2 separate regions of the Homo sapiens genome follow, and region 2 is linked to region 1. Evidence: chromatin loops called from intact Hi-C (ENCODE). Cell type or tissue: GM12878. All regions are shown on one strand.

Region 1 (8,000 bases):
TATTAAAGACAGAAAGGCAGAAAGAAAAAAAGCAGAGAATCAGAGAGAAGCTTCTCTTTCCACCACATATGGGAGGGTCCTTTGGGAGTTTTTACCAAATTGTTCAGGAAGAGTTAAACATGATGTTTTTAAGGTGATGAATTTAAAAAAAAACCACAATAAGTGCACCTTTGTCCCACGATGGAAGGACCCCAAAGGTGGAACATCCCAATTTAACAAGAGTAACTTTCTGAACATCTTCGTTATGCTAAACTCTGGGCTAGGCATTTATGGTTTTAGCTCATTTAATCCTCTCAACCAAATCCATTAAAGATAAACACTAACTTTTATTCCCATTTCGCATACGAATAAATAGACCTAGAGAAGTTAAGTAACTTGCCCTTACTCAAGGACACAAACCTGGTAGAGAGTGGAACCAGAATCGGATCACAGCTCCATCTGACTCAAAATCGATGTCCTAAACCACTTCATTTGCATTCATAAAATTATTTTTCATCCTTTTATTTCAGTAAAAAGGAATAATGTATTAATGTTAAATAGGAAAATTATTCAGATGGCTTCAGAAACTGACCTGTGTTTTTAAGATATTTTTTTGAACAGACATCCACATATATCCAATCAGTCAAAATCAAATAACACCATTTTCTCAAATGCATGAAAAAGTAAGAGATGACTTGTAACTGCCTAAATGTACCTAAGTTCAATATCTCAAATTAGAATTATGATTCAAGAATGAATGGGGATCAGCATTTTATTCAACTGATGAATTGCTCCTCAAAGTTTATTTTATTTTATAACTGCATACATTTCCATCATCACACTTTAATTGAAAATTAAATTAATAGTAAAATAAGGTGAAACTGGTTTAGTGAAAACAATGCAAAACTCCATAATAAAGTTCATGCCCATTTGGGAATGAATCCATATCAAAAATCTTTATCAAAAATAATTGTAGTGGAATTAAACTTTGAAAGGAGGTGAAGGTCTTGCTTTGGGTTGAAATCATTTAAATTAAATATAATGAAAAGTGACCAGGGTGCTTATTTTTACTTTGTTTTGTGGGAAATTGTGCTGGGAATGTGGATCTATTGTACACAAAGGATGTTGGCTTTATGCTGGAACCACTAGGCAGGTTGAGTTGAGAAACAATTAGCTCAGTCAGCAAGCCTTTGAATCTGATTAAGCCAGGAAGTGGTCACTCCCCAGGACAGGGCAGAATGAAGGGAATCAAGGCAGCAATCCAAAGCAAGGGATAATTTTTTTCTCTCTTTCTCTTAAATAAATTGTTATTAGAATTTATTGTGTCAAATTTATGCCAAGGACTATTTGAGTACATTTCATCTTTGGTAAAACAAATAGAATCTTGTTTCCAAGTAGATCAACAGTTCGTATGTGTCGTGGCTACTGTCTCTAAGAAACTTCTATTTACTGAGGCCTGTCATACGCTCATGTTTTGGTAACAAAACATCTTTGAGACCAAGGCCTCAAGCCACCAAGGAAAATGAAGGGCCTCTACCAGGCTGCTGGCCGGATTCTTGTTACTCTGGGGATCCTCAGTGTATGCTCTGGAGTTATTGCTTTCTTTCCTGTCTTTTCTTACAAGCCTTGGTTCACAGGATGGAGTGTTCGAATTGCTTGTCCTATCTGGAATGGAGCTTTGGTATGAAAATAGTTTATTAAATATATTGAGAAAATAAAAGAAGGTGGGAGGGAAAGGGAAAACAGAAGAACATATCCTTTTAAATTGTTCTAACAATACAAAGAAGTCAAAATTCCACAAAAAATCAGAATCCGCCTTGGAACATTGATTTCTATTAATTGCATTTTAAGTATAAAAATGATCTTAATATTGTTTTATCATGTATACATGTATATTATGTATTTTTAATGACATGCTGCTCAAGAAATTCTTAAAAAGTTATTTTATTTTAATCCACTTAACTTGATATGCTAAGAAATTAGAATCTTTTGAAATGTGAATTTTGAATTTAGAAAAAAACATAAACCTTGAAAAGTAATTTTAAAATACAGAACAAAGTAAAATAATTTTCAAACTAATGCTTTCATTGCAAACACTAAGATGTACATGGCCCCAAAATTTACAAACCCCAAATATTTGTTTTTCCACCTTTCTCTTGCAAGCAACTGTTTGAACTGAAAATAACTCAATAATTTTCAATTATTTGAAAATAATTCAAATAATTCAATAATTCAAGATGGACTTCACAATTCACTAGGAAAGTACATGTGCCAAGTACAGCGTACGACACTAAGTAGTACTCCGTGTGCGCTCATTGAATCATTGCACAGATAAACGATTGGCCTGGTCCCTTAGCTCTCCAACCAAAAAAAAATGGGCACATCTAGTCTTGGGAGTAACTGGCTTCCATGCTGGTATGATTTAAGAGAAGTTACAGAGACCCACCTGTCCAACAAATCCTTCTCTCATTGATTCCTGTGACGCCTGACACTACTGGAGACTGGAGAATTCAATATTGAAGCTTTTTGATCTTAAGGAATCTTCTATTAAAATGTAGCCACTTGGCCGGGCATGGTGGCTCACGCTTGTAATCCCAGCACTTTGGGAAGCCAAGGGGAGCGGATCACGAGGTCAGGAGTTCGAGACCAGCCTGACCAACATGGCGAAACCCCGTCACTACTAAAAATACAAAAATTAGCTAGGCGTGGTGGCATGCACCTGTAATCCCAGCTACTCAGGAGACTGAGGCAGGAGAATCACATGAACCTGGGAGGCAGAGTTTGCAGTGAGCCGAGATCATACCACTGCACTCCAGCCTGGGTGACAGAGCAAGACTCCATCTCAAAACAAACAAACAAAATGTAGCCACTGTTGTGTGAGATAGTATCTTAAATCTTTAAAAAGTTAAAACTTTAACTGAGATACCACCTAAAAACTAGACCTCAGGAAATATAAATTTTAATCTACTTATTAGATAAATATTTATGAATAGCCCCCTATGTCGTTGAGTTACAATGAAGGATCCAACAAGGTCTTCATCTTAAAGGAACTTGGTCTAGTGGGGTTTGATGAATGTGTGCAGATAGACGGAAGCCAGTGGGATTATGGGAGAGTCGATGGAATGAGGAAACCACAGGGTTATCTTTCTCTTTCTCAGTTTTTTTTTCTTTTTCAATACATTCTTTTGCATCTATCACCCCAATCTTGATCTTCCCTTCTTTTCTCCAACACCTACCTGAAACCACAATTCATTCAAAGAAATATTTGTTTAAGTTCTACTGGAATGCAGAGATGGCAGTTACACTTATTCAAGTGGCTTCCAAACTTTTTTTTGGTGACTCAGAGTCAGAAAAATATTTTAGGTGAGGACCCAGAATGTACATAAATACATCTACATTCTTCTCTCTAGATAAATAGATATCTACATCTATTATGTATATACATGTATAGTAGATGTTTATATATCTATAAAACAAAAGTTGCTCAAAATAGTACTTACCCTCTATGTGAAACATATTCTGATATTTTCTATTTCATTTAATTTTTTTAAAAATTCTGATTTCACAAAGTTTAACAATATCATGATTAGAGTTCAACCCTACATTCTTTTGTTACAGCTGTTTGCCTATCCTTTCAGACTGCAACATAATACATTAAACAAATATTGGTGATTTTGATTAAGATTACAGATGATTGAATGTATTGTTCTAGGCCAAACATCTATTTTTACCAGTTAGGCCCGGAGAAATGATATGATGTGTCTCCAGCACATAGTTAATTGGTAACTGTTTGATTTCAGAGGTGGCAGCATCAGGAAATGGAGTCAGAGATAAAGGATTTAGAGAAGTGGACCTGTTTTCAAGTCCTGACTTTGATGTTCTTGGTAGGAGGTCAAAAGCAGGACCCTCAGCCAGCCAGTTCCTCATTCCCTTTATCTGTAAAATGGGGAATTTTACAGATAAAAAGAGCCCACGTGTAAAACTGTCCAACCCTAAGATGCACAGTGAGAAGGAACACAATTTAAACAAAGATTGTATAATAAAGAGCTTTGCCAATTTTAAAGCCCTCTTCAAATGCTAGTTAATACTATGCCTTTCATTTGTGCCCTACTCTCTGTTCAAGCCCTTTGTTCTTAATCCTGTGTCACCCACCTCACTTTCCTATCCTACTCCCTCGTAACCTGCTGAGTTCTCCATCCTGTTACTTCCTGGACTTCATCTCCTACCACTCTTCCCTTAGGTCACTTCTCTCCCATCACATTGGCTCCTTGCAGTTTTCAAACATGCCATGATGTGTTTCTGCCTCAGGGCCTTTGCACTACCTGCCCTCTGCCTAAAGCCTCTTCCTGAACTTGGCTCACTCCCTAGTCTCCTTCAATTCTTGATTAATTCTTTATCAAACAACACTTTTTTATGGAGGTTTGCTCCCATTACACTATTTAAAATTGTAATCCCCTGACCCCAACTGGTGTTCCCAATCTCTGATACCCTGCTCTATTTTTTCCTCATAACACTTATTAGCATATAAGACACTATATAATTTTTCAATTTATTGTTTGTATATTCCCCTCTCCTCTAACAAATGTATATTGTAGAAGGGCAGGGATTGTTTTTTCTATTATGTTTACTGCTGTATCTGAAGAACTTGGAACAAAGGGAATTACAAACTCTGTGTTCAATAAATATTGTTCAATAAGTATTGTTGAATGAGTGAATGAATCTCATACCCTCCGTTCTGTTGGTACAGAATTTCTTATACAGTTGAATACCAATTAGGTTGCAAAGACTAAAGGTCAGGGTGGTATTTATATTATACTAGTGCAGGAAAAAATCCTCATGAGAAGGAAAGTAATACAAATGCTCAGTCTTTCAATAATGTCTAAATTTGGACGAACGTTATGTTTTTTTACTAGTGAGTTTCCTACTGAACCACAGTTCTGTCTGATCAGGGTGAACTTCAAACAGTCTCTGACTCATTCCACAACCTCCCTTACCAATCACTTCTTAACTTGCCTCCAAAGTATGTCTTCCTCCAGTGACAAGATTTGTACATTTCAACCATATTAACATTTCCTTTTACAGATGACTCCATATTTCCTTGGGGACTTGTAAGAAAGAGATTTTTGTATATGATACAGTACTTTGAATTTGTTCAAAGTCTTTCATTCAAGACTCTCTAAGTACTTCATATAGATTGGTCCTCAGACTCCCTAGTTCCATTTTGACATTTATATGACAAGCAATTTTCCTAGAATTTTGGAGCTAGGTTATTTAAAAGCATCAGCTGCTAGCAAGTATTCAGTGAGGAGATCATAATACCATAAGGAATGAGTTCTATTAATTCTAGAAAACATGGCTTGTAGATCAAGTTCTGATGAAAAGACTGGAGTGCAATGAGTTTAAACACAGGCCCTGAGGGCTGGACAGCCCAGTGACTTGGCCAATGGCAAGTGCAGCGCTGTACCCAGAGCCCTGCTTAGAGAAGGGAATTTGGGAGAAAGGTCACGCTAGATTTAGTTTTGCAGTCTTCCTCAACGGAAGTTCTGCCCCTTCCTCGACGGTTAGAGAAGGGGCTTGATTACATGACCATGCACGTCTGTTACAGCTTCCACAGTTGCATGTCTTCCAACTGCCTGATGGTGTCAAAGAAAAACCAGAGCTGAACAGTTAGTTAAAGCAATAAAAGCAAATTTTATTCAGGATTATTGCAATAGGGAAAAAGAGACATCAATATAGAACAAGGTTCTAGTCCAAGCACAGCATGAGCAAATGGGAATTTATAGCTGAGAAGCAGCTATAAGGGTAAAAGTCGGTGGATGGAAAATTACTAACAGGAAATATCAGGGGCAAGGGGGATTCTGGCTATACAGACCTACCAGTTTTCTTGCTGAAGACAGGCCAGGGTGATCAGACATCACGGTGGGGATGGGGGAGGAGGAGAAATCTGACTAGTTATAGAGGGTGATCAGATATTGAGACTAGGGGGGGTTCTTGCTAAACTGACTCATCAGCAGCAGGGTTCTTGTGCTCAAACTGGATTTTACAAGAAAGTACACAGATGGGCCTAGGAGAAGGTTCAGGAACCTGACTAAAGTTTGATCAAGCAAATAATCTATGTCAATGGTCCATTTTTCCACTTAGATATCCTAAGCTGCTTTAAGGCCAACTTGTCTAAAACCAAATTAATCATCTTGTCACCAAAACCATTTTTTTTCTTCTCCAACTTCCCTGTCATTGTCTTGGTAACTCAATTCCAAATACTGGAGTGATTTTGACTCAACCTGTTCCTCTAAACTATCCCTTCTCAAACTGTAACGTGCATACAAATCATTAGCAGATCTTGATGAGATGCAGGTTCTAATTCAGCAGGTCTGGGGTGGGGCCTGAGAGTCTGCATGTCTAATGAGTTCCCAGAGGATGCCCATGCTGCTGGTCCTAGGACCACACTGCAGGCAGCAATGCCCTACAGCCTAACACCAACCCTACTCTAATCAGTTGCCATGTAACTTTAATTTTTCCTACAAGGCATACCCCTATGCATTCCTTCCTTTTCCATCTCACTCTATACCCCCTTACCACTTGCCATCACTTCTCAGATTTTATGCCTAGGTAACTTTGATAGCCAAACTGTGGGAATCTATCCATTAGTGAATTATAAAATCAATCTATTGAGTAGCTAGCAGTATTTACAATAAATGCATAGAATAGAATAGAATAGGATAGAATAGAATAGAATAGAATAGAATAGAACAGAGGAGAACAGAGTAGAGTGGAGTGGAGTGGAGTGGAGTGGAATGGAATAGATAATATTAGAATGCACCACATTTTTTATATCTGACCAAAATTTGTATATCTTTTATATGCATCATAATGCATATGATGCATAATGATGGTTACATATTATTTTGGTCAGATATAAAAATATTTATAACTATGACATAAAATGTATTCGTTATTGTGGCTAGAGTTGAAAAAATAAATCTGAAGACCAGGGTTCTACAGAGATGTCTAGGCCTCCCCGTATTCCAATCTAGTGTGCACACAACTGGCTCATCTTTCTAAACCCCTTCAGTAGTCAGGCTACAGGTCCTTCAAAAATCTTTCACGTTGCTTCATTGTCCCTAAACAAAGTTCAGACGTGCTAGACTGCATTGTGAGGTCCTTCTCACCCTGGTATTACCTGGCTTTCAATCCTGATTTTCTACTCTTCTCTGCCAAGAACTGGCCCTCCTTTCAGTGTGGACTCCTCACTCCCTGCTCCCTAAGCATGGCAGCCACTTCCCCACCTTTGCACATGCTGCTCCCACAGACTGAGCTGCCCTCCCTCTGTCACCTCCCATTGAAATCACATCCATCCTTAAACCCACTTCAGATCCTATTTCTCCATGGTGCCTTTATCATCGATGTTTCCCCTGTAAGTGATACCTTATCTCTGAGCTCTTCTCATGCAGAAAACATTCATCCTTCTTGCCTAGTGTTGTAGCCATTCTCGTGTGTGCATTATTTTTACACCTGAACTGTAAATTCCAGCGGCAGTCAGAACCACTATTTGTACAATTACTATTTGGGGATCTTGTTCATCTTATTTAGCCTTTCTGTGCCTCATTTTAAAAGTGGGAGGATATCTACATGATAAGGTCATTGTGAGGATTAAATGAGTTAACACATGTGAAGTGTTCAACATATATTAAACACTCACTCAATACATGTTAACATTTATTATTACTTTATCAGCACAGTACCTAGCACATTGCTTGTTTGCAGTAGACTCATAACAGATGCTTGTAAGTGAATAAATTAACCATATTAATATGATACCTCTTAAAGTTTCTATTTCTATTGTGAGGGCTCCCTGCTTCCTTCAATTCATCTACTTCTGGGAACTACGTCCTCTACTTAGGCAATTTAAAGATTTAGTGGGAGGGTTCACAATGATCATGCAATCAAAGTGTTAGCAGTAATTGTTGCAAAACCCAGCTGATATCCCTGGAAGCGCCCAGAAAGCAAGGCAGCAGCATGTC
Region 2 (8,000 bases), 430 kb after region 1:
ACTAGTGTAAAATGAAATTTGGAAGATGTCTTGATTCTCATGGACTTGTGCAAGCTGAAGTTATTAAAGAGGATTAGGAACCACAGCTGGTGAGCAGATGGAATGCTTATAATTTCACAATCTGAGGTAGCTGTAAACTCAAATCTGCACAAAACTTCTTTGCTTTTTCTCTAGTTTATTTCACTTTATCTTCCTGGACTGTAACTCTGGGCAAGTACGATCGTTTAATTGTTGGAGATGATGAGCCTTAATAGGTTCCTCATTTAGATGGCATCATTTAAAATTCTAGTTGTACAATTTCATACTCAGAATTTCATTTCAGAAACCAACTATTTAATAATGGACTTATTAACAGCACAATAAGTAGGAAATGGTTTTACCTTTCGTTCAAAATGTAGAAATATATTTTAAATTTGAACAATGAAGACTGGTTCACAGTAATTGCAACTAGACAATATAACTACTTGCTTCTTAAAGAAATGCTTGATTCCATCAGTTTCTTCAGCTTTTTCTGTGTTCATTTCTACTAGAAATTCCTGTGTCATAGAAAAAAAGTCCCCTAAAGCCACCTTCTTCATTGGCTCTGTTACCTAATCACAGGCTCCCTGCTCCCTGTATATTCCCCGCACCCATGACTACTTCTCTGTTCATTCTATCTGATCATAATATAGGGGCCTTATACATGCACAGAGCAACTGTTTGCCCCCTCAGAAACATAAGCCTAGACCACATTTTCTGGGTAGATTAGTGTTTTCTCCACAAAGGAAGGTGTTTGTGAGACTTTCATCCAGTGGCTGCTAGGAAGGTCAAATTAGGAACTTTTGTCTACAGATACAAAGACATTAACTTACACTTTATGTTAGTGGTTGTTACTTTATTTAACAATGGAATTAGTGTCCACTCTACAGTTTAGCACCTCTTTATCCTTACTGAAAGACTTTAGAGAAATGGCTGCTAAGGTGGAGTTTCTTCAAATACAGAAAAACATCTGGAGCCGTAAATAAGTTGAGCAGCCCGGATACATTCTGTACTAGCTGGTTGGGAAGAAAACAACACAGGGATATTTCAGGTGGTGCCGCACAACAAACAGCGGTAGTTTATGGTCTGAGATAGTCTCTGTTCTTTTGGAACCGGTGTGTGCTTCTTCTCTAAAGCCACAGTCAGCAGCAAAAAATACTGTAACATGTCTTTTGGAAGCAATTACTGCATGATCCTCAGTGTTCTAGCCTCAGAACATCCTGAGTGTTCCATTTCTATACGTGCGGGAGAAGAGGACATATTACCGATGCTTTGGCATGAAGTAATCTGGAGAATTATTATAGGATATGGTCTTTCTTGACCAGCTTTTGAAATGGCTTTCAGTAGCTTCTCTTTGGATTTCCAAACTGACCTTCTGTAATTGGATATGGCCTCTTACAGAAGCAGTAGTATAAACATGTTTAAACTTCTAATGTAATTATTTTATCCTGAACCAAGTAGTCTAGCAGTCTCTTCCAGCGGATAGATTTGTTTATCTTAAGTAGAGTTGATCTCCCCGCCTTACCCTTGTTACCTTTGGACACAGGAGATGGCAGGAGAAGAGGTTTTGGATGGCCCCCAAGAAGAAGTAGACTTGGACCGAAAATCAGAAGACAAGAAGACCTGAGGATTTGATACTGGGTTCTTTTAGATTTTCCTGTGCGATCTTGACCAGATTCATAAAATCTCTGATTTGCTGAATCTATATCTAGTAAATGGGTATAATAATATCTAATATGTATTTGCATATGTTTGGTATGTGTATTGGTATGTGATGACTGACATAACAAAGTAGCACAAACTAGGTAGCTTACACAACACAATTTTATCTTCTCACAGCTCTAGATGCTAGAAGTCAGACTGCAGTGTTGGCAGGGTTGGTCCTTCAGGGCCATGAGGGAAGGATCTATTCTAGGCCTCTGTCTTTGACTTGTAGATGGCCATTTTCTCCCTCTGTCTTCACATCATCTTCCCTGTGTGTGTCTGCATCCGAATTTCCTCCTCTTCTAAGGACACCTGTCATATTAAATTAGGGCCCACCCTGATGAGCTCTTTTTAACTTAATTACCTCTTTAAAGGCCCTATCTCCAAATATAGTCAAATTCTGAGGCACTGGGGGGCCAATCCAGATTTTTTTGGTCATCCATTTTTTTTCTTTTCTGTTGTCTTATCTATTATATTTTCCTCTTGTGTGTTTTTATTTCTCACCCAGATTAGTCCATGACCTAAATGGCCGCTTTTGCTCACAACTGCCTCTTGGGCTCAATAAGCTCACTGTTGTCTAGGGTTTATACACCTCAGCTGTTAGGAGTTGGAGATCAGATGAATGTGGTTTATCGTCTGTAGAGTGAAATATGGCTACTAAGTGGTGCCATTACAGAGCCAATTTGGGGTGTAAATCTAGTATTTCAGCTCTTGGACTTTTTAAACTGCATCTTTAAATAGAACACTAGTTTCATTCTGAGGGGGGGAAATATACATGCAGAAGACATTAAGGCCTATGATGAATGTCATGTTTTGAACAACAAGGGCAGCTCATTTGGACAACAGAAATCCATCTGCAGGGCTTAAGAGAATCCTTTATTTTATACAGAAACCGAATAAGTTCCAAATAATATAAATGTTATTAAAGACTTAGAATGAGATAGCAATAGTGCATAGCTTTGGCCTAGAGTAGGTAGGCTTGAAAACAATTCAGGACTTCTTTTACATTGACCCTGGATTTGTGGATGTCTGTTCTATCATAATATGTTTTAGAGAATAAAATGGAAAAGCTTGTAATACCAGAGAGCTTCTATTCCTCAGAGTGGTTGCAATTCTGGAGAACAACCTCTTGCAAGTAGCATTTTCCGTATAGACATTTCTTGCCTGCTGGCCCAATCTTAACTTTTCATTTTAGTTCATTTCTCAGTTCAGTGCATTTAGAAGACAGTGCATTTTTCTTTTCTGGACTAGGGCAGATGGTGCTGTCACTTTTGATTATCTGGTTTTTTTTTTAAAGGGAAGTGTTGATTAGGGAGAGCAAGAAATGAAATACCACCAGATTAAATTGAGAGCAGAAATTATACAATCCCAAAAGAGGCAAATCTGTTCTATGTTTTTCTGCTTAGTTTACTATAGTTTATGTTTGACTTTCTAGATTTCAAGTTGGATATATTTTAAAAGATCATTTTAAGATAGCTTTTGGGTTATGAGTTTGCTTTGTTTCTGCTTTCTGGAAGATATAGAAGATAGAAATGTTTAGATGGTTTTCTTTTTCTAGTCACATTTAAGTAAGAAGATCCTTGGGTAAGAGTAGCTTTTAACAAATCCAAAATGTTTGGATAATTTCTACTTTATGCCACTGAAATCTCTCACTTGCAGTCTAGTGGCACTTTGTGTCTTGTTACTGTTTGGCCATCTAATCTTAAATTAGAATATTTAACAGGTGTTCCAAACCAGAAGTCACAAGGAAGTGGACAAAGAGGCCCAGAAGATAGCTTGAAGAGCCTCCTGCTGGCTACATTTAGGGCAAATTTAGTGTCCAAAAAATAATGATGGTGGTGGAGTGTAGCAGATTTTAACACATTGAATTAAAATAAAAAGAATCTGGGTTCAAGATACTTTGAAAAGTGGGAGGGAGAACTAATAAACATAGAAGGAATAACAGAATTAGAAAAATCACCATCTGGAAACTACCTGTAATATAATGATACATGCTAGAGATCATCAGTATTTACTATAACTGTCAGGTAAAAGGGCATAATGTGCTTTGACAATGGAGAAAGGTTTTACACACAATACCTTGAGCAAGTGACCAAACTGAGCATCACCTAATAGTTCAAACAGCAGTGTGCATGTTCTCATGTCATACGATGGGAAGTATATCTGTAAACAATTCTTCCCCAAAATTCTTAGCCTGTATCTAATTACGAGGAAATAGCATCACACTACAGATAGTGATATATTCTATAAGAAAACTGGCCTGACTGCTCCAAAAATGTCAACTTTATAAAAAGTATAAGGGATTTCTGTTCTAGATTAAGAGAGACTAGTAAAAACCTGACAACTAATGCATACTTGGTCCTCGATTGGATCCTGAATTAGGAGAAAAAAAATTAAAGATGTTATTGGAACAATTGACAAAATTTAACATGGATTTTAATCTCAAATTTATTCGATTAATGTTAAATCTGATTGTAGTAATGTGTTTTTGTTTATGTAGGAGAAGCTCCTTGTTCTCAGGAAAGAAATGCTGAAGTTTTGGGGGTGAAATGTCATGAGATCAATAACTTTCTTTCAAATGGTTGTGAAAAAACGTGTGTGTGTGTATATATAAGTAGAGATCAAATGTGAGCATGCAAATGTAGCAAAATGTTAATAAGTTGACCAATCTAGGTGTTTTTCTATAGCAATCTAGGTGTTTTGCTATAATTATAGCAGCCTGAGCTATAATTGGGTGGCTTAAGCAACAAACATTTATTTCTTACAGTTCTGAAGGCTGGGAAGTCCAAGATCAGGGTGCCAGCATATTTGGTGTCTGGTGAGGTCTGTCTTCCTGATTTATAGATGGCACGTTTGTGCTATGTCCTTGTGTGGCTGAGAGAAGAAAGCGAGCTCTCTCAGTACCCTTATAAGGACATCAGTCCCATCTATGAGGGCTTTATCCTCATGACCTCATCTCATTCTAATTACCTTCTAATGCCATCACTTTAGCGCGTAGGGTTTTAAGATACACGAATTTTGGGAGGGCACCAAGCATTTAGTCCCTAACAGTGTTCATAGTACTGCTCCAGCTTTTCTATAGATTAAAAATGTTTTAAAATATGTATTTTTTACAAATCGAGCAATTTCACATAAAATTTTGCATTTCTAGATTCTCTAGAAAAGTGGGAGTGTCTGCCTTACACCCATGATACACCAAGAATAACTGATTGGCTGCATAGCAGCTGCCCCCCTCAGATAGGGTGAGGTTTTTTCCATTTTCCATAGTCCTTACCCTTCCCTTTTGTTTTATATACCCACTTTCTTTACTCATTGATATTACCTGCCTAGTGGCTATAGGCATTTTAGTATGTACCCACACATGTAACACTTGCTGATTTCTTGGGGTGGTAGTAGGTTGTGTCATGGATGGTAATGACTTTTTCATATGCTGGAACTCTTGAGCCCTCTGGATTTGATACCCATATCAGGTGATGAGCTTCACTTGGCTCCTTGGCCACAGGCTGAGTATCTAGCCTTATTCCCAAATAATTCAGTCATCTGAGACATAATTAAGAAAATGTGGATGTAAACACTGTTCAAAACTTGCTGGATAGGAGATATACATATTAAAATTATCTTTCAGATGCAACATATTAGAAATTGTACTCTGGATTCTGCCTGTCAGTTGGCACAGTCTTGCAAAAAGTATTGTATAAGCTGCTTGAAAAAATGTAATATGGTATGCCAAGTCCTAATGAAAAAACATTTTGTGGAAACGTTTGTAGACTCCCATGCAAAAAGTAGTGTATGAACTTTAATTACCTTTGTAAGTTGTTCTATCCTGTGTTTAAGTGACTACTTTCCTGTTACATACCCAGGGAGGGTACCAGCTCTTGCTGGATAATCATGGTCTTGAGCCTTCCCCCAAAACACAAGAGCAGTATCTGGCAGAGGTTAGGGTTCAGCTAGCAGTGAACAGTTCAAAAACACAGGGAAGAAGAGGAAAGGACTGGTGCTAGAGTTAATCTTGTCAAGCAAACATATCTACCTAATACTTAATCTGTTTTTGTGGGTTTGCATCCCTGTACAATTTGATGTTCTTAAAAACACTAGCAGCCTTTGGCCGGGTGTGGTGGCTCACGCCTGTAATCCCAGCACTTTGGGAGGCCGAGATGGGTGGATCACTTGAGGTCAGGAGTTTGAGACCAGCCTGGCCAACATGGTGAAACCCCGTCTCTACTAAAAATACAAAAATTAGCCAGGCATAGTGGCGCACACTCGTAATCCCAGCTACTCAGGGGGCTGAGGCAGAAAAATCGCTTGAACCCAGGAGGCAGAGGTTGCAGAAAGCCGAGATCGCACCACTGCACTCCAGCCTGGGCAACAGAGTGAGACTCTGTCTCAAAAACAAAACAAAACAAAAAAAACACTAGCAGCTTTTGTCCAGTTCCATGCATATACATGATTTTTACATTGTGAAATGAACACAAAGATTTTTCTTAGGGAATCTGACAGAAATGAGCATAGAATCTTACTAGTATTTCAGTTCATTAAAGACCTAGACCTGGCACTCCATGTTGCCTCTCTTATTACCCCAGGTGTTACACAGCATTTGCCTGAAGGAGGCCATTTGCCTGTGAGGGGGTTAATGTGAATGTTCCCTGTAGGGCTTGACTCAAATCACAGGCCTGGGGAGTGGGGGGCGGGGGGCGGGGAAATCATCCTGTCCAGTGAATTCCAGAAATAGCAACAAAAGCTCAGAGGAAATTAGCCCCTGTTGTCCCATTGACATTCTCTGGCCATCTCTCCTGTCCAGCTGGGCACACTGCTTGGAAAAGAAATTCATTTGTGTTTCTCTCCTTTCTCTTAAGGTTCCAGAACCTGTTTGGAACCTAGGCCGCTCTTGAAAATATTTTCCTGGAATGGAAAGCAACTGCATGCAACATATGTTTACCTGCCTGCTGCTTTCTTTTTCGGTGTTGAGAGTCTGGTATTCCCTTGGCTACCTTTCAGGATTTCAAATAGAGTAACCACTTCACCAGCGAAATGGCTAGCAAGATGTTTATCTTTGTATTTTTAGCATCAGGATGATTGATATCTCAAGATATTTCTGGAATAGTTGTTTTTGGAGATTAACTGCATTGTCCTTATATTATGCAAGTTTATTCTTCGTGTTGTGATTTTACTCATCTTTAATATTTGTATTTAAAACCACTAACTGTGGATCATAGTCACTAAATGGAGAGTCTTAGATAATTAATTCTTCTTTTGTATGCGCTTATTGATTCCTCTTTTTTTCCCAGCATAAGTAATATTTCAAAATTGAAGATGGCCAATATTCTTTTTCTGAGTAGAAAAGCAATTCAACACATATTCGTTGTTGTTGTTGTTGTTGTTGTTGTTTGTTTGGGGACAAGTCTCCCTCTGTTGCATAGGCTGGAGTGCAGTGGCGCCATCTCAGCTCACTGCAGGCTTCAACTCCTCGGGTTCTAGCGATCCTCCCACCTCAGCCTCCCAAGTAGTCGGGACTACAGGCATGTGCCACCAAGCCCAGCTAATTTTTGTATTTTTCGTAGAGATGGGGTCTTACTATGTTGCTTAGGCTGGTCTTGAACTCCTGGGCTCAAGCTTTCTGCCCGCCTTGGCCTCCCAAAGTGCTGGGATTACCGGCATGAGCTACCACATCCAGCCATCAACACACATTCTTAATATTGTTTTCTTTTGTCCCCATTCATGCTTATCAGCATTAGTAGGCATTGACTAGGTATCTAGCTTGTCCTTATTATTGAGTAGTCACATTTTTCGTTTTCACCTAAAATTATTTATTTCTGTTTCTTTTTTGTTTGTTTGTTTTCATATTGATTGTTTACTGTTGGCTTTAGGCTTCTTATCTCCAAAATGAGCATGATCAGAAGCCACACATTTTCCACGCCCCTAGTTCATTATACATGATTTGTTAAAGAGAGTAGCTATGTCAGCTCCTTGGCAGATCTGAGAAAGCATATGATGTTATGACAGGGATATCTACAAATGAGCCTTGTGGATAAGAACTAGACAGAAGGTTTAGAGAGAAATAATGTTGATGTCATCCCATTGGAATGATAGAGCTGTTACAACCAGAAATACATTCTATAGCTAGTAGCTAAGTGTGTAGCTCTATTTCTTTTCTAAGAAGGAAAAAATGTGAAATAAACCAAAGAAGTAAAGTATGTTTATAAAGGAGGATATTTTAATTAGTTTAGGTCTTAACAGTTATTCAAACAGTCTGAACTTAGGTTTCTTTTTGGAGCAAACAT

The links. Hi-C counts contacts between places; a loop is a spot of excess contacts. Peaks named below come from ENCODE experiments on the same cell type or tissue, not always from the same donor. Only the 100,000 strongest peaks of a DNase experiment are listed, where the experiment ranks them.
Region 2: it touches region 1 in a loop (1.9-fold over the local background); 2 of 110 quality-filtered maps call a loop at or near these places.

What each region holds. Positions count from the first base shown.
Region 1 is chr3:171,841,883-171,849,882 of GRCh38, forward strand. TMEM212 (transmembrane protein 212) reads left to right here and starts at 1,467. Exons shown (of 5, transcript NM_001164436.2): 1 at 1,467-1,660. The coding sequence starts at 1,502. In GM12878, no CTCF peak of the experiment used is centred here; a DNase peak (open chromatin) is centred at 4,949.
Region 2 is chr3:172,272,820-172,280,819 of GRCh38, forward strand. All of the region lies in intron 6 of FNDC3B (fibronectin type III domain containing 3B), which reads left to right. Among named protein-coding and RNA genes, the nearest start is that of GHSR, 170 kb to the right of the region's middle. In GM12878, a CTCF peak has its summit at 3,511 (motif pointing left); no DNase peak of the experiment used is centred here; H3K27ac peaks cover 99 bases.